2 separate regions of the Homo sapiens genome follow, and region 1 is linked to region 2. The links are chromatin loops, found by intact Hi-C in ENCODE. Cell type or tissue: Calu3. All regions are shown on one strand. Each heading gives the region's core, and the rest is flanking DNA. Links, peaks and the distances in the headings are about the cores only.

The links. Peaks named below come from ENCODE experiments on the same cell type or tissue, not always from the same donor. Only the 100,000 strongest peaks of a DNase experiment are listed, where the experiment ranks them.
Region 1: it touches region 2 in a loop (2.7-fold over the local background); 3 of 110 quality-filtered maps call a loop at or near these places.

The regions. Positions count from the first base shown.
Region 1 is chr3:18,150,713-18,157,968 of GRCh38, forward strand. All of the region lies in intron 4 of BALR6 (B-cell acute lymphoblastic leukemia associated long RNA 6), which reads left to right. Among named protein-coding and RNA genes, the nearest start is that of BALR6, 190 kb to the left of the region's middle. In Calu3, for the core only: no CTCF peak of the experiment used is centred there; a DNase peak (open chromatin) is centred at 3,049.
Region 2 is chr3:18,291,655-18,298,910 of GRCh38, forward strand. No RefSeq gene overlaps it. Among named protein-coding and RNA genes, the nearest start is that of SATB1, 130 kb to the right of the region's middle. In Calu3, for the core only: CTCF peaks have their summits at 3,787 (motif pointing left) and 3,992; a DNase peak (open chromatin) is centred at 3,737.

The DNA.
Region 1 (7,256 bases), core at 691-5,690, 140 kb before region 2:
TAGATCTTAGATATCTCTTTTAAGATCAGTTGGAAAGAAAATTCCTTATTCCTTAGCAACACCATAGGAAGCAGGATTGCCTCCAAGAAAAAAAAAATCCTTATCTTTCCTAATTATTTCACATGAAAAGGCAATAGAACATTCCATTATTCTAATATTTGAAGGGGAATAAATGTTTTTCTGATAATTCTCATGTACATCATTTGTGTATTGCAATTGGAAACTGAAAAAATACGTATTTTCATTTTTTTAGTGCTACTCACTGAACTACCCTGCAGCAAGAACCAAGAGATGTATTTTCCCTGAATGTCACATGCAACAATAGAAAATAACACAATATGTAGGAAGATTATGTGTTTCCTGGGTTGTTGGAGGGCTGATAGTTTCAAGCACAGTACAAATAGGCATATTCCTTGAGCATTTTCACTTTAGGCTATTTGGAAATGTGTCATTTAAAATGTGGAATCCTGGCATAAGATTTTCACACTGAAATTTTTTCAAAACTATCTAAAATGTGTCTTATTTGTGAAAATGCATCTTATTAATCCATTGTGATATAAAATAACAGCTGCTAATATGATTTTAAAGTTTGTAATAAAGTGCATCAAAATGTCTATAGAATGGATCGTGACAGCACAGCCAACAAGCGATATTTCAGGGACTTTTAATGTGTGAGTAAAATGCCAACATGGCAGAAAATGAAAACTCCCAAATGTATCTTGTCTGATTTTGACATTTACTCTCCTAATTCGGACCCCACACCCACTTGTCTCAGGAATTTCTGTTGTTAGAAAGGAAGAGGAAGGTGAAAGTCATTGATGCTAAAGTAAGTACTACAACCCCTGCTACCAGTCTTTGTCAGTTAGCTATTGCTGCAAGAATGCTGTGTAACAAACCACTGTAGCTCAGTTGCTTAAAATCATTTATTCCAGTGTCTCTGGGTCAGCTAGATTTTGGTTGATCTAGGTAGGGCTTAGGCAGGCTTGGCTCCAAGCTGCAGGATAGGTTCATTTCTGATGGAGGAGTCTTTTGTACTTTTTGGATCAGTAGCTAACCAAGCCATGTTCTTCTCATAACAATGGTGCAAGTGCAAGACAGATGAGTGGAAATACACGAAACATTTCAAGGTCTAGGCTTGAACTGGTACACTGCCTCATCTACCTGCATTCCATTGGCCAAAACAAACCATATAGCCAAACCTGATATACATGATGGAAGGTCAGGGGAATATACACTGCCACTAGTGAGAAGAATTGCACTCACTGACAATTACAGCTGTTTGGGGTCATCAGGGGTCAGGATTCTTGTGTGTAGCTATGGTTTTACTTTTAAAAAATGATTTGATATGCACATAAACATATAGTCTTGTTAGAGATGATATTGTGTAAGAGCGCAGTTTCTGGTGCTAGATTGTCAGGGTCAAAATCCCACCTCCCACAACTACTGTCTTTTTGACTTTAAGCAAGTTACTTAATTGCTCTGTTCTTTAGTTTCCTCATCTGGAAATGTGGAAAGCAATAGTGCCTAACTAACAGGGTTGTTGGAAGGATGAAATGATTTATATTTGTTTTACCTTAAAAGATGAATAGGCATCTTTAGCCAGAGTAATATGTGGCATTCAAGTCTTCCAGAGTTGTTTCTGAAGTTGTCTCTGAAATATAAACTTCTGGAGGCCAGGAACCATGCTTACTTTACATACTGTGTAGATTTTCCACTAAATCATCATATTTAGCAAGTGGTCTAATCTGTTATTTGGGTGATTATGGTGGCTAAGCATGAATAAAAATTGTTAACTTTTCTTACTTTTCACATCTGCTTCCTTTGTCAAAATATGCTGATTGCAACCTCATGGCTATATTCACCTTTCCTTGGGAAACTGAAGCAAATTACATCTAACCAAACGAAAATATGATTCTTTTAAAATATATTTATTTGGCATCTACTGTGGGTAAAGAACCTTACTGGACAGTGGGGAACAGGGCCTGGGGAATGAGAATTACAAAGATGCGTAAAAATGCCCTGTTCTCTTAAAGAGCTTCAACTCTATCAAGACAGATAAGACACATGCATATGGGTGCATATAGGTAATAGTGAAGCCCAACAGAAAAGTACATGCTAGAGAGAGGTGGGGGCATACGTTTTGATGAACAGAGTGAAGAGCTGTCTTCATTGTTTGTGAGTTTATTCATCTATAGAATGGAAATAATAATGGTACTTATAGAGTTGTGAAGATTAATATATAAAGCACTTATAACATGTTAACCATTATTATTATTAGTGGCAAGATGCCTCATGGTTATGGAAAGAGATGAGAGGGAAGGGTGCACAAAGGACACATTTAAGCTGAAACTCGTCGTTTCCTGAAGATTTGAGCATACAGAGATGGAAGGAACAAAACGCGTCACTGTCGGGAGTCAAGTTTTGGTTTAGACAGCCTGGCTTGCATCTTTACTCCATCACTTAATATGTAAACTTGTCAAGTTTCTTAAGTTCTCTGGCTGACCTGTGAAGTTTCTGAAAGAGATGTGTAAAAAATCTTCATGCATGTTTGAAGATTTGTCAGTTTCTTAGAATTCTTTCTATTTTTGCTTATGTATGTTGAGAATCAGGATAGTCTTATCTTTCTGGGTAAACTGTTCTTTTCTTTTAGTATTATGTAATAGTTCTCTTCACACCTAGTAATTATCTAGTCTATCTCATGGTAGTATTGTTATAGTGGGCTCATACTAACATTGTTATAGTAGTTTATTTTGGTCAGTGTTTTCCTAGCATGTCTTTTCCTTCCTCAATATTTATGATCTGTTTTAGTCAGAGCTCTTTAGAGAGACAGAAATGATAGAATATATAGAGAGATTTTGAAAAGGGATTTAGGGAAATTGGCTCACTTGATTATGGAGGCTGAGAAGTCACACAATAGGCTGTCTGCAAGCTGGAGAACAAGGAAAGCTGATAGTGTGACTCATTCAAAGTCCAAACGCCTCAGAACCAAGAAAGCCAATTGTGTAATTCTCAGTGTGAGTCAAAAGGCTTGAGAACTAGAGAGTCCCCACAGTCCAAAGGTCAGAGAACCTGGAGTTATGTCATCCAAGAGCAGGAGAAGAAGGGTGTACAAGCTCGGAAGAGAGGGTGAGAATTCACCCTTCCTCTGCCTTTTTGCTTTATCCAGGCCCTCAGCTGTTTGGATGGTTTCTCACACATTAGAGGCAGATCTTCCCCACTGAGTCCAGGGACTCATATGCCAATCTCTTCTGGAAACACCCCTACAGACACACCTGGGGCAGTGCAATCATTCTAATCAAAAGTAACAAACAGCCTGAGTTTCCTTTCCAGCAGTAGAGGGATGCGTTCAGTGCCTACTGAAACATCAAGAATAAATAATGCTTTGCCAGCTATCTGAGCATCCCTTCATCCAGTCAAGTTGATACCCAAACCAACCATCCCACAACTTTTAGGTCTGATTATGTTTTAGGTATGTCTCTCATAAACAATATGATGATTTTTTTTGTTTATATTTATTGAAGCTTACTTATAGGGGGACATATTTCTCCTTGTATTTTGTGTTTTATATTTCTATGTATTCTCTTTGCTTTTTCTCCCCCACTTTGTTACCTTAATTGATCAAGTTTCCTTACTCCTTTAAAATCTTATTTTATTTTAACATTTTTAAAATATAAAACTGACTTTAAAAGGTTAAATTTGTCTATTGAACAAGAGGTTTTAAAGATTATTTCTTAAAAAAAGGTTATACTTCAATGAGAAAAAATTGCTAAAGTTTGAGGATAATATCTTTATGCTTCTCTCAAACATTAAATTTACAAGGACTTTTAGAATCCTTTAAATTCAGCCACATTCATGACTTCTAAAGTATTATCCTCTCATATTTTTGTTCCACACTTAAGCTATTATTATGATTGTTATTGCTATAATTATTATTTATTTTGTTGTTCTTACAGCCAATGCTTATTTACAGTTAACCACATCTAATTGTTTATTTGTTCTCTATTACTTCCTGTATTCTACTGCTTCTTCTGAGTTCAATTTATTTTCTTGGTGAAGTAAATGATTTACTAGTGCTTATAATGAGGCTCTGACCCTCAGTAGGTATTTTTATGATATAAACTTACTTTTCTGAAAATGATTTTGCACTCAAGCTTTAACACTACTTTATCTGCATATAGAATTCTAAGGTGATAGTTATTTTCCTTTAGCACTTTGGAATTATTACTGTTATCTTTTGGACATATTATTGTAGACAAGAAGTGTATGATTTCTGAAACAATTAGTCATTTCTCTCTGGTTGCTTTTATAGTTTCTAATTTTCTGTTGAGATTCTCTATTCACTTCCTTATTGTGTTTATGTTTTTCCTTTAAATCCTTGAACATATTTATACTAGTTATTTGAAAGCCCTCTGTAAATTGCATTATTTCTTTCATTTTAACCTGTGTATTGTCCAATTTTTCTTCTAGTTGTGAGTCAAATGTTGTTACTTCACCTGGCTAGTACTTTTTGATGGCATGCTGGACGTTGTCAATCCAACATTCTTGAATGTTTGGATTTTGTCCTCTTAATTCTGGAGTCTTGAGGATTTGTTTGTTTGTTTGTTTGTTTTTGGTTTTGTTTTTCTCCCTGGAAGTTAGTCAATTTACCTGCAGGTCACCTCGATCCATTCAAAGCTTGTTCTAAAATTTGTGAGAAAAGATTTAGAGTAGCATTTTGCCTAGGGTTAAAATAACCCTGTTCCCAAGGGTTGAACTTTCTAGAATCTTTACTGAATCCCTAAGATGCTCAGTTAAGCCTTTCCAACCTCATCAGTTGGAACCAAAACATTCCCCAGTCCTGTGTGAGTTACAGAATTGTTCTTTTCTCAGTAGTTTTTCTGTGCTCAGTCTCATGGTGTTTAATCCTGAACACGTGCAACTTAGTATTTGATCAAAGATTCAAGGGGACCTATATGCCAGAGGCCAGATGTTCAGGCCTAAAGCCATTATTGCTTTAGGACAAATAGTTATATTGATTGCTTATTTTGGGATTTCTTCACCATTTATGATATCTGTATTTATTTTTATACCTCATACCTGCATGTGGCACAGACTTGAGGTACTAATTCCTCTTTGGAGAATTTTTTTCCCATTGGGGACTCTGAGCAGATGACAAACTTCTTATTGGATCAGTAAATGGAAATTTTCTAAGCTCTTTTTCCCCAAATAAACCATTCTTAGAGTTCTGCATTCCAGTTCTTCAACTTGTATGTGTTCAAGGCTATGTGTCCTATCACCAAGTGAGTTCTGGTACTTCCAGGGCTGGTAATGACACTGACTTGACATTTAGGCTCTTAGGTCCTTCTTGTTTCTAGCCCTTTAGTGATTTCTTTTCTTAAAAAAAAAAAAACAACAACTTTGGCTATTGTATTTAAAATACACTATTGTTTATGCAACATTTCTCTGTGTTTGGTGTGGATATAGGAAGATAGCAAGACAGACTGGTCAGTTTGATCTATTAAGTAGTTGCAAGTTGGTGCTTAGTATAAAATGAAATAATAATATATGCTTCATGGTGTTGTCATGAGGACAGAGCAAGTTAATATATGTAAAACACTTATAACAACATCTGTTCTAATAGAAGTATTAATTACTATTATATTATTGTCATCCCTGATTTTTTTAAATTTTGCAATGTTCATCTGTAAAAGGAAGTAAATGGTGGTAGTGGTACATTAATTCATGTTACACTGATTTATGAAAGGAGGTGATGCATACTTCACAGGTTTTGATGAGGTATGAGTGAAGTGACACATTTAGGGTCAAAGACACAAATGAGAGAGACCCTTATGTAACTATAGAGAAAAATGTGTTGTCTGGTATGCTGAAACAAAGAGTTCAAGAAATGGAATAATTGAAGGTGATTCTGGAAAGCTGGATTGCACATTGAGTTCCAAGCCATGGAGTTTGGATTTTATTAAGTAAGTAGGCAACGAGAAGGCATGGGAAAATTAAAACCTGATTAGGGTTGATCCCTTAGAAGATTAATCTGGGAATCAAGTTTAAGATGAACTGGAGCAAAGAGAAGGTAGAAATCAGGAGACTAGTTAGCATCTATAACAAGAGTGCAGGTGAAAAATAATGCAGGCACGAATCACAAGATTTGGGCCAATAACAAGGGAGAAAATTGAACATATCTAGAGACATTGTGTATACATTAGGAACATTTGTGGCTAGAAAAGATAAGACTTGGCAACTGACTGGAATGGAATTGATAACGGGGTGATGTATACACAATTGTGTTAATTCAACAAACATATGGTGAACTTCCACAGCCAGAACAAGCTGGCCACAATAAATGGTAATGATAATAATAATAATAATAATAATAATAATAATGATACAGAAGATTATAATGGCTACAAGTTCTTGGACATTCTTCCAATCAGGTGCTGAGGTCCAATTCTCTTCTCCTTGAATCTGGGAAGTATCAGCTGTAAACAACAGAATGTTGTGTAAGTGAGGCTGTATGACTTCTAACAAGGTGAGGAAAGGTGGCAGTTTCTACCTGAGTCTCTTGGAACTTTCACTTTTGGGCTACTCCTTCTCAGAATTTAGCATCCATGCTGTGAGTAGTGCAAATGGCATGGAAAATGCCATGTGTAGGTGTCACATTGACAGCCCCAGAATGAAGCGCCTGCCTTGCGAATGAGCCATCCAGGATGTAGCACCCACTTGAGATGACTTCTGTCCTCTTTCCAATTACACCTGCATGACAGACTCCAAGGGAGAGCCACCCAGTAGAATCCTTTCCACAAAATCATGAGCAAAATAAAATGGATCTTTTAAGCCATTAAGTTTTGGGCTAATTGGTGATGCAGCAATAGAAAACCAGAACAAACAGTCAACATGCATTAAATGCTTACTATGTACTATTTACTGTAACAAACATGTTATCTATATTTCCTCAACTAATCTTCTCAATAATCGTATTGCCCTTACTCTTAATTTAAAGCTCAGGAAACTGAAGCTTGCATATCTTGCTCATAATTGTACAGGTAGGATGTGGTATAACTAGAATTGGAAATGGGTCCAGAGCCTATGTATACTCTTAACCACTATGGTTGTTTCAGGCTGCATTCTTCCAGAAGACAGATCTGAGACAAGGAAGGATTCAAATGCAAGAAGTGTATTTGTAAGTTGATTCCAGTAAACACCAGTAGGTTTGTGAAGAAGTGAAACAGGGAAGGGAAGGAAGTCAATAATAAATGAGTTTT
Region 2 (7,256 bases), core at 1,256-6,255:
AAATGACTCTATGTGCATTCCCACTCTCCTTCCCCTACTCGGAATTCAAGATCTTCGCTAAATGGAACATTAGAAGCTATTCTTTGCACTACAGCTGTTTCTTCTTAAGAATGCCACTCTTTCCTTTTGATACCTCTTTTTTGTACACCACTACATAAACAGTTATACCCAAGGTGCAACTGATGAAACAAATGGGATGCTGGTGGTAATACCTCCCATCCTAGGATACGGAGCTCTATAAAGAAATCTGTTAAGTTAGGGGCAGAGATAGGAAGAATGCTGGGAAATGTGCATCAAAAAGTACCTGTTCACAGTATCATAAAACCAGACAGTAGCAGCAGAAGATGCCATATCAATAAAGTAAAGCTGCAATAGATGAGCACCTTCTAGGAAGTAGATATTGAACTTGGAGTAAACTCATCAACCTGCCCTTTAGTTGTTATGATGAACAAGGAATTTTGCCATCTGTCTGCAAGTGGACAGAACCAAGGGAATCCATATATCTTATTTGTTGACATATGACAATATTATAAAGAAAGTGAAAAGAAAGCACCAGTTGGCCTAAGAAAATAATGCCAATCTGGAAGGTTCAAATGACAAGTGTAACTACAAAAATTATCAGCTTCTAGTTCAGAAGAAAATCTTGAAACTCTTTGGCATCTTTAATTCATACAAGAAAAAATTACTTTGATGAAGAGGGGCTGAAATGTGCATGGTGAGAATAACCCAGGAAGAAAGCCAATAAGTTGACACAAAAAGACAACAGTATTAGGGAAAAACGGATGTGGATGAGATGTGAAAGTATTGCAGATATATTTAAAAATGCAACAGGGAATTTAAAATGATATTTGAGGTCAGAAAGAGCAGAGTTGGTGTAGAGCACAAACTTGGGATCCTTTACCAGATTGCAGAGGAAAAGAACACAGATATGAAAGTTACAAAAAAGATATAACTATAAAGAACAGAAAGCTGATCTATCTATCTATCTATGTATCTATCTGAATAATTAGAATTCATGAAGAAAATCTTAAGCAAATACAACAGAAAAAAACACCAAAAATATTATTGAGAAAAAGTCTTTCAAAAAAAAAGATTTCATGAGCTATTAATTTGCAGGGAAAAAAATCGGTGAATTCATACCCATAACTGAACTTATTCTGTGTGATGCTTTAAGAAAACATGGCCACATGTTATTTTATATTCTTCCCTTCAAGAGCTTAGTTTCTCTTCCCTTGAGAATGGACCAGATTTAGTAGTGACTTGCTTCTAACTTGCTTCTGGAAACGACAGTTTGTGACTTAGAGACTAGAACATAAAAGACACCACAGCTTCTGTCTCTCTCTCTCTCTCTCTCTCTCTCTCTCTCTCTCTCTGTCTCTCTCTCTCTCTTTCTTTTCACTTGCTTTGAGGGGAGTCAGCTGCTTTATAAAATAGTTCTATGTGGTAAAGAACAAAAGCATCCAGATGAGAACGAGTAAGGAACTGAGGCCTCCAGCCAATAGCCAATGTGAGTGAACCATCTTAGAAGTGGATCCTTCAGCTCCACGCAGGCCTTCAGATAACTATAGCTCTAGCCAATACCTTGACTGCAACCTCATCAGAGATGCTAAGTCAAAATTACTCAGCTAAGCCTCTACTGGATTCTGACCCACAGAAGTGATAACGAATGTCTGTTTTCATTAAGCCCCCAAATTTGAGGGTAATTTAAAAATGCTGAAATAGATAGCTGACATACCTTGCCATCATTTTAAAACTACCTATATATTATGTTGATGCAAAAATTATTATATGTAAAATATATTAAAAAGAGTTATGTGCTGATAATAAGCATTCTACCTAAAAGTTACTTAAGAGAACAAAAATAAAAATAGATCAGACTTCTCTTCCACAACACTAAATGGCAGATATCTGTAAATGCATATCTACTGAATTTGGAGAAAATATTCTGACTCAATGATTTTATATAGAGTTAAGACATTCTTAGATACTCAAGAGTTCTTAAAATACACCCCACATATGCCCTTCTTGGAAAAAATTGATGATATTTTAAAAATAACTTAGTAAAGAAACAACACTCAAGAAAAAAGATGGATACAAAAAGCAGTAAGTACTGCCAATTAACTGTAACAGTAAGTATAAAGCATTACAATATTATTGAAGACTAGCTATTAAATAATTATAATTGTCAATAATTATTTTCAAAATTAAAGATATAGTTGGTATATATCCATAGTAATATAGTATATATAATGTATAACTCTATATATAGTATTTATAACTATAGATATATATAGTGTGTGTATATATATAATACTGGGCATCTAAAATCTTATACTAAGAAAGACTGAAAAGTGAGGTATATGTGAAAAAGTGTACTGAACTTTGATTGATGTGGGGTGGGAAAAAACTCAAATTTTGTTGTTTTTCTAAGGTTTTGAAAATTAGAGAAATATAGATTAAATATGCATTTTGAAATTGTTAATTATAACTATTAATGGAATTAAAAATCAGAAGCTATCTTTACAAAGCTTGGAAAATATGAAATATGGAAATATAGTTTTGATAGCAAAAGTCAGAAAAAAGTGAAAAAATGACGCATAAAATAGATCACATGGATAAAATGATAGTTAAAAAGCAAATATTTATTTTGTAAAAAAATTAATTGATTAAAATACCATATTAAAAGCCAAGATTTATATTTGATCAAAACCAAAATCCCACTATCTGCTGACAATGGCATACATCAAAAACGGACACAAAGCTGTACCACTAAACATTAAAGTACAGATTAAAATATGTTTAATAAGTGCTGATCAAGGAAACCATATTGTTTAATTAATATTAGGCAAAGTAGAATTCAGTGCAACATGTAAAGGATGTCCTTGTCTTAGAGGGTCATTTTACATCAATACAGGATATATTTGGTAAAGAAAATGTAAAAATTATAAACCTCCCTGTACCAATTCCAATTACAACCACATATATAAAGTGAAAATTATTATAAATTAAATGGAATTTCAGGTATACTAAGTGCAAATTTTAAAAACATTTTCCCTAAAGTTGAAAAAAAAAAGCACACAAAAATAGTATACTTTGGAAAGAATTGGCAGTTTTAACTATTTTTTTCAAAGTTGAGTCTTTATGTAAAAAAGTACACAATAAGAGGCTCCAAGTTGGCTAACTAGGGGCATTTTATACTTGCTTCCTCCACTAAGAAGAACAAAAATAGCAAGTAGATAATCACACTTTAAATAGATCATCCAAGAGAAAACACTGGAATTCAACATATAAGTGACAGGCAATACCTAAAGCAAGGAAGGAGAAAGAAGCAAGGCAGCCTACTTGGCTGGCTTAGCTGGGAGCTGAGAGAGACTCCCCAATATGGGGGAAAGAGTGAGAGACCCTCAGCAGTCCACATTCTCACCCTGGACTCCAGTCCTAGCCATGGAAGAACCCCTCAACCCTCACAGGCCCTGAAACTAATGTAGGGAGCTGACAAGGAATTGTACCACAAGCACTGTGCCAGGGAGGAAAGCTTGTGCTGGGTCCCTCACATTCTTTGAGACCTAAGCAGCAATGGCAAGGTGCCATTTTAGAATTCCATCCCCAACAGGCTGCACACTATCCTGAAGCCCAGCAGCGCTGAGGCTGAGGTGCAAGAAAAGAGCTGGCTTAGGCATGAGTAACTGCAGGCTACCACACCCAGGGCTGAGGCATGAGTGGTATGCACACTCCCCACCTGCCAGTCTAGGTTGCCATCACTGAAGATAGCACTGCCCCCCAGTGGCAGAGCAGCAGCATGGCCACTGCCACCCCCTACCTGAACATTCCACTGATTGCCTAGGAATTACCCTACCCCTGCATACCATGGCCAGTTCCTATACACATTATCAAGGGGTCTGAGGGCAAGACAGCCTGCCCCAGCTTCATCCTTCCTTCCTCTGCCATGACAGAGCAGCACAGAGTTCAGGGACCGGGGGATTGCCCAGCCTAGTCCACCACCAATGGTACCTGAACACTCCTCCCAGGGACCTGAGGTTGGGCCTAAACTGGGCCACTATCACCTAGTTGCACTGCCACCTGTGGGCCTGGAGACTGACTTGTTCAGCCATTCAGCCACTGCCAGCACCAGCACACAGTGATCAGGAACCAGAGAGTTGTCCTACAACTGCCACTGCCATTGCCATTGCCATTGCCCATGCCATGCCAGCTTCTCTTTTAAGACAGGCACATTCTACCCATCACTGAGGCCCAAAGCCTGACCTATCTGGCATCCCAGTTGCCAGGAAAACTGCACACAGCATCTACTAATAACTGCACTCTAAGCCACCAAGTAAATATAAAATACCACTGACGCTGTTTACAGACAAACAAATCACGCAGAGACAACTCTCCTGCATACACCAAGAATCAAAGCCAGAGTGCCTTAGCCAACTAACACCATAGATTCATCCTTAGGAAAAAGTCCTTCCCTACAAAAGCAAATTCAGAAAACTGGAAGAAGCGACTTATACGCCAGATGCATAGATATCAACATAAGGACACAGGAAACATGAAAAAGCAAAGAAATATGACACATCCAAAGGAACAAAATAATTTTTCAGAAACACATCCCAATCAAAAAGAAATCCACAAACTCCTGGAAAAAGAATTCAAATTATTGATTTTAAAGAAGCCTAGTGAAATACAAAAGAACTTTAAAAACAGTACAGGCCGGATGCAGTGGCTCATGCCAGTAATCCCAGCACTTTGGGAGGCTGAGGAGGATGAATCAGCTGAGGTCAGGAGTTCGAGACCCACCTGACCAATATGATGAAACCTGGTCTCTTCTAAAAATACAGAAATTAGCCGGGTGTGCTGGCAGGATTACAATCCCAGCTACTGAGATTAGGAGGCTGAGACAGGAGAATCATTTCAACCCAGGAGGTGGAGGTTGCAGTGAGCCGAGATCGTGCCATTGCACTCCAGCCTGGGCAACAAGAGTGAAATTCTCTCAAAAAAAAAAAAAAAAAAAAGTACAAAAAAAATTCAGAATATGAATGTGAAATTTACCAAAGAGATAGATATCACAAAAAAGAACCAAACAAATTCTGAAACTGAAGAATTCATTGACTGAATGACAAAATACATTCAAAAGCTCCAACAATAGACTAGATCAAAAAAAAGAAAGAATCTCATAACTTGAAGATAGGTCTTTTGAAATAACCTACTCAGACAAAAATTTTAAAAAAGAATAAAAAAGGAATGAACAAAGCCTTCATGATATGTGCAACACCATAAAGCAACCAAATACCTGAATTATTGGTATCCCAGAAGGTGAAGAGAAAAACAAAAGGATACAAAAACCTATTTAATGAAATAATAGAAGAAAACTTTGCAAGTCTAACAAGAGATTTAGACATCCAGATACAGGAAGCCCAATGACACCCAAACAAATACAATGCAAAAAGGTCTTCTCCGCAGCACTTTACAGACAAGATGTCTAAAGTCAATGACAAAGAGAGAATCCCAAAAACAGCAAGAGGAAAGCATCTAGTCACCTATAAGGAAACCCCTAACTGACTAACCATGGACTTATTATCAGAAATCTGACAGGCCACAAGAGAATGAGATGATGTATTCAAAGTGCTGAAATGGAAGGAAAAAACTGCCAGCCAAGGATACTATACCCAGCAACAATATCTTTACTAAATGAAGGAGAAATAGTCTTTCCCAGACAAGCAAAAGCTGAGAGAATTCATCACTAGTAAACCAGCCCTACAAAAAATGTTCAAGGGAGTCCTAAACCTGGATGTGAAATAATGAGATTTACCATTATAAAAACACTTAAGAGTATAAAAATGGTAAAGCAAACACATAAATGAGAAAGAGAAAGGACTCAAATGACACATCCACAAATAACTGCCAAACCACAATAACAAACAATAAGAGAAAAGGAAAGGAACAAAGACTATACAAAACAATCAGAAAACAATATGACAGATACAAAACCTCACATATCAATAATAATCTTGAATGTAAATGGATTAAACTCTCCACTTAAAAGCTATAGACTGACTGAATGGATAAAAACCATGATTCAACTATATGCTGCCTACAAAATGTGCACTTCACCTGTAAAGACATGTAATGACTGAAAGTAAAAAGATGGAAAATGCTGTTCCATACAAACAGAAACCAAAAACAAGCAGGAGTGGCTATACTTAGATAAAACAGACAATAAACCAAAAACAGTTAAAAAAAAAAAGACAAGATCATTATATAATGATAAAATTATCAATCCAGAGAGAGGAAATAACAGTTCTAAACATATATACCCAATACTGGAACACCTAGATTTATGAAGCAAATATTACTAGATTTAAAGACAGAGATGGACTCCAATCCAATAACAGGGACGTCAACACCCCACTCTCAACATTAGTCAGATTATCTACACAGATAATCAATAAAGAAACATTGCATTTAAACTAGAGTTCAGACCAAATAGACCTAACAGGCATTTAAAGAGCATTTTATCTAACAATGGCAGAATACACATTCTTCTCCTTAGCACATGGAATGTTTTCCAGGACAGACTATCTGTTAGACCACAAAGAAGTCTCAACAAATTTTAAAACATATATATCAAGTCAACTATCTTCTCAGGCCACAATAGAATAAAACTATAAATGAATACTAAAAGGAAATTTGGAAACTATACAAATACATGGAAATTAAATAACACACTCATGAACTATAGTTGTCAATGAAGAAATTAACATGGAAATAAAAAAGTTTCTTCAAACAAATGAAAATGGAGACACAACATACCAAAACCTCTGGCATACAGCAAAAGCAGTACTAAAAGGGAAATTGATGTCAATAAATGTCTACATCAAAAATTAGAAATATTTTAAATAAACTATCTAATGATGCACCTCAAGGAACCAGAAAAGCAAGAACAAACCAAATCCAAAATGAGAAGAAGGAAATAAGTGATAGCAGGAAGAGAGAAAGAATAAAGACCAGAACTAAATAAAATGGAAACTATATGTATATGTATATATATATATACACACACACACACACACACACACACACACACACACACACACACACAAAGAATCAATGAAACTAAAGATTGGTTCTTCAAAAATAAATAAAATTGATAAACCACTAATTAGACTAACCAAGAAAAAAAGAGAGAAGACTGAAATAAAATAAGAAGTAAAAAGGAGACATTACAACTAATGCCACTGAAATATGAAAGATAA